Regions from separate parts of the Homo sapiens genome. Here region 1 is linked to region 2. A link is an interaction called in ENCODE POLR2A ChIA-PET data of the cell type or tissue named here. Cell type or tissue: MCF 10A. All regions are shown on one strand.

Evidence for each region. ChIA-PET counts read pairs that join two places held together with the same protein. Peaks named below come from ENCODE experiments on the same cell type or tissue, not always from the same donor. Only the 100,000 strongest peaks of a DNase experiment are listed, where the experiment ranks them.
Region 1: POLR2A ChIA-PET joins it to region 2 with 5 read pairs; 2 of 35 experiments call an interaction of 5 or more read pairs at or near these places.

Annotation. Positions count from the first base shown.
Region 1 is chr2:86,231,989-86,234,488 of GRCh38, forward strand. REEP1 (receptor accessory protein 1) reads right to left here. Exons shown (of 9, transcript NM_001371279.1): 6 at 637-814. Among named protein-coding and RNA genes, the nearest start is that of MRPL35, 34 kb to the left of the region's middle. In MCF 10A, no CTCF peak of the experiment used is centred here; no DNase peak of the experiment used is centred here.
Region 2 is chr2:85,673,112-85,675,611 of GRCh38, forward strand. No RefSeq gene overlaps it. Among named protein-coding and RNA genes, the nearest start is that of SFTPB, 6.2 kb to the left of the region's middle. In MCF 10A, no CTCF peak of the experiment used is centred here; a DNase peak (open chromatin) is centred at 1,560.

The DNA of each region.
Region 1 (2,500 bases), 560 kb after region 2:
CGATGGGCGTGTGACACCAGAGTCAGACATTGGAGGCAGAGGTGTGGTTACTGTAAGGTCCTGGTCACCACAGGAACAAGAACTCAGAGCTAGCATGGCCCTTGGTATGCAGAGGCTGGGGGTGGTGTGAGGTACATGAGAGGTCAGAGATGAGAAGGAGACAGCAGAGTGAGAGAGAGGACAGGCAATATTCAGGCAGGGAAGAGGGCCCGTGAGAGCAGTAAGCCCCGGGTGAGAAGACAACACTTAGGTATCAACAGGTATGCCTCCCCGGAGTCTGAGAAGACAACACAGAAGGCTCCCGGGGCCCAGGTCCAGTTGTGCCTGCTGCCTCCAGGCTTTGCCTAGACACTAGCCCCCAACTACCCCCAATTCCCCAGACAATCATATGGAGGAAAGGGGACCCTTTGGTGCAGGTGACCTAGCCCTGTCCCTGATCAGTCACCAGGCTGGTTTCCTGGCCGGGCCTGAGGGGTGCTCCGCCCCTTGGCTGACCTGGCATGATCTGATGGACACCCCGTTGGTGGCAGGTCCGTGGGGCCAGGGCCAGGCTGCATGCCACACTGCGGACTGGGCCTCTCTCAATGAAAGCGAGGCCCAAGGAGTGGGAAAGAGGGGAAGTAAAGTGACACCTACCTGAGCTGCTAGCGCTCTCAGAAGCACTCCTGGACATCTTAGGCTGGCCGTGTTTGCCGCTGGCCCGCCCAGACCCCGGTGGTGGGGGGCCCGAGGGAGCAGGGGCGCCGTCTCCCCTGATGGTGGTGAGGTCCTGCATGCTGAAGCTCCGCAGTCTCTCCGATAAGGCACCCTGTCCCTGGATACAACACAGGAGGGGCACACGTCAGAGGTCCTGCTCCACAGGTCACACTCGACAAAGGCCAAGAGGGAGCTCTGATGGTCAGCCAGGTGGAAATCAAGACCTGGATCAACTCTGAGGCGCAGGTGCCCAGACATAGCTGCTGGAAACACAGAGAGGGTCAAATCCCGGAATTTTCCAGGGCCTCCTCTGGGGCTCAGTAATTGCTCCTTTGGCTCCAGGATCCCTCCCTACCCTCAGACACCACTATGATGATACGATGATACGATGATGATCCGGAGCCTCAGACAGACCCAGGGCCAAGGGCGTGACTACTGCCTGCAGCTCCTACTCCTTCCAGGCCACCTGCTGCTTCTCTTGCTTTGCATAAATAAAAATCCACATGTATCTCCATTTTTCTCAGTACATGAGAATCTGGTCAGGCAATCAAAACCTAATATTCTATGTGCTTGGTTCTTATTATTTTCAAAGGACACAAAATACAGACAATATTTTTCTAAATGTTTGACAACAGAAATTTCTTTTATTTGTATAGCATATTACTGTCTACGAGGCACATTTACTTCTGCTGGTGCATTTCAGCTTCATAAAATACCCAAAAGGTAATGAATCAGAAAGGAAAAAAATGATTTAAAAAAACCCTGCTGATTGTAACCATTTCATATTCTGAGGGAGACAGAGAATTAATCTCGGGGGGAATTGTTCTTTTATTTAGAAAGCAAGATCAATCCATTTTACTTACGAAAGAGCAGCTCCTCACTGTCTGGATGAGAGAATGTGTCAGAGTGAAAATGATCACAGTGAAGGCTCAGGGATGGTGGCATTGCTTTAAGTGTGCCTCAGGGGCTGCAGAGAGAGGTTATGGAAACCTGAGAGTGGGAGGAGACTGGGGAAATTGAGAATCGGCTAGGATTTGGAGCAAGAAGTGACAGGCAAGTAACTACCAGGCAAATGAATGAACTCAGACATCTTCAGAAAGAAGAAAGCCTGGAGGGTGTGCAGGGTTCCCTCGGGTGCATGGCACTGCAGTGGCATGGGAGAGGTTTTCTATGCCACTTGGATAATGAAGGAAAGAGTGGTCCCAGAGATCTGGGGGACAGGGGGACAATACTGCACAACAGACATAACAGAACCAACAAATCAGCACAAAATCAATTCAAGCCGCTGACAAGAGGGCTGCTGGTGGGATTGATGAAATAAGCAAGGGCCAAAACAGTTGAGTAAGAGGTTTTCAGGGGTGAGAGAAGGGTTTGGAAGATTTTTTTCATTTTACTTAATATAAAAAATAATGAAAATGAACCAACAAAGCACAGCAATTCGCTGAAGTGAAAAATCCAGATAGGATCAAGGAGCAGACGCAAAATGAGTTCATTAGAGGGGAGGGGGAAAAAAAGGGGCTTGCAGTCAGGTTTAGAAGAAACGCCAGAAGAGGGCAGGCGTGGTGGCTCATGCCTGTAATCCCAGTACTTTGGGAGGCTGAGGCAGGAGGATTGCTTGAGTCCAGGAGTTCGAGACCAGCCTGGGCAACAAGCGAGACCCTGTATCTACAAAAAATTTTAAAAACTAGCTGGGCATGGTGGTATATGTCTGTAGTTCCGGCTACTCGGGACACTGAGGTGGGAGGACCGCCTGAGCCCAAGAGGTAGAGCCTGCAGTGAGCCGGGATCATACCACTGCACTCTA
Region 2 (2,500 bases):
GGACCCATGACTTTCCTCCCCTCTCCTATCCCCACTCTTCGTAGTTGAATTTATTTGAGTGTAGTTTCTGTTTCTGGGGTAGAACCAACCCATGAGAAATACAAGGCCAGTGCACCTCAGGAGGCCTCATGGTAGCAGCCTTTCCTAGCATAGCTCTATCTTATGTCTTTCTTTCAAAAGAAGGAATTTCTCCGTGGGAAGGGGTAGGGAGGTAGGGCCCTTGGCAATGAAACTTACAGTTTATAAAGACCTTTCACAATTCATTTGTTTGACCAAAAAATGGTTAATGAGCTAGGAGTTGGGATGACAATGGTCACCACCCTGGTGGACTTAATATCTATGGATGAGGGCACAGACCAGTAATCAGAGTGGAATACTACCCAGGCCTGGAGAGGAAGAGGAGACGCTGGGGGAGATGGGGCAGCTACGGGGAGACTTGGGGAGGCATAGAAATTGGCCTGGTCAAATGGTGGGGCGGGATTGATTGAGGAGGATTTCCAGGCAGATAAATAGTTCATGCAAAGGCCTAGGAAAAGAGAGAGCATGGGGCTGGTACAGGGAGAGTTCACCACTCTGCACCACAAATAGAGGTTCAGAGTGTTGGGGAGCTTGGTAGAGAGTGACAGCCAAACCCACATCTCCTGCTCCCTGGTCTGTGTCTGAGCAGCCCGAATAGCTTTGGCCCTGAACATCTCTGGGGACTGGGATCATCTCTTTTCCTTCTTCTGTCTCCCCAAGCTCAGCTGGATTCTATTAAGAATAGCCGGTAGGAGGAACTGGCAATGTTGACATTGACCTTCCTCGAATTCCCTTTTCTTTACGCTGCTGTTGTGGGCTGAATTGTGCCCTTAAAATATGTTGATGTCCTAACCCCTGGTGTCTGTGACTGTGACCTTATTTGAAATAGAGCCTTTGCAGATGTAATCAATTTAAGATGTGGTCATTAGGGTGGGCCCTAATCCAATGACCGGTGTCCTTATAAGAAAGGGAGATTGGGGCACAGAGGGAGTGCCATGTGACCATGGAGGCAGAGATTGGAGTGATGGCAGCTGCAAGCTCAGGAACACTAGGGATTGCAGCAACCGCCAGAAGCCAAGAAGAGGCAGGGAAGGGTTCTTCCCTACAGCCTTCGGAGGGTGCACGGCCCGGATTTCAGACTTCTGGACTCCATAGTCGTTAGAGAACACATTTCTGTTGCTTGAAGCCACCCAGCTTGTGGTGCTTTGTTCCAGCAGCCCTAGGAAATGCATGCAGCTGCCCACCGTATTTGCAGCCCATCCATGTTTCCCCTTCCCCACACCAAGATGTGAGGCTCTGTTTACCAAATCCAAATTGAACATTGGACATGTTGGGTTTTGGGCAGGCACAGTTCGAGTCACTCTTGCTGTGCGTGAGTTCTATGACCAAAAAGTGTGATTGCAGTAGAGGCCTTGGGGAAGATCTGAGTGTTGAATCTCAGTGAAGAAATATTCCTTGAGTAAGTGTCCAAAATGGGTGACATTTGGCTCTTGCATCAGGGCTGTCCTCTTTCATCATCTGTCAGATGTCCATTCCCCCAGGGCCTTGATGAAAGCTCATCTGCTCATCCTCCCTGCCAGGAATGTCCTTTCCCTCTGTCCCTAACTGGACACTCCCTGCAGGAAGGAAATGTGCTTGTCTGCTCATGGCTGATTCAGGCCCCAGCATGGTGCTGGGAACACAGTGGCTGCCTAATCAACCAACTGCCATTCCCTCTTTCTTCCTTGTTAATGGAACCCAAGTTTTGTTCTGGTTCAGAGAGCTGATTCTGTGGCCTCACCCTGGGGACGCACCATGATCTGGCCATACCATCTCCCTTTGCCGGTAATTACTTAGGGTAAGCATGTATTTGGGTTCTGGTCAACCAGACTGACGCAAGTTGGCTGGCGGCAGCATGGTGGGGGATCCTTCCGGGGAATGTTTTCATCCTGGTTAAAGCAGACAGATGAGGAGAAGTGCCTCTTTCTTCTTTTGGACATTCTCATGCAAGGCTGGGATGTCGAAACCATGGCAGCCATCTTGCTCCAAGAATGGGGAGACAGAAGAAGTACTGAGAAGGAGCTCAGAGCATTGACATGGCCAAGATGCTGATTTAACCAATCCCAAGCCCTTATTGTTCTGTTTGTATAATTTCTACTTGGATATTCTGTTATGTGCAGCCCAAATAATCTCAATCAAAGGCAGAAGGAAGGAAAGACAGAAAGAAACAGGGAGAAAGAACAGAGGGAGGGAAGGAAGAAAGGAAGTTAGTTAGTACTTTACATCCTTTTTGTGCAGGTTAAATTTCACATCCTCCAAGGAGGTCTCCCAGTTTCCTCAGACCTGGAACCCAATCCCCTCCCTCTTGCCATTGTACTATCTGTCCTTTGGGAGAGCTCTTAGCACCTGCCAGGCTTTGACTTGGGTGTTCATTTGGCCTGGAGGCTACAGCTTGAGCCTCTCCCATGCCGCCTCCTGGGTGCACACACATTTGGTTCTGGCC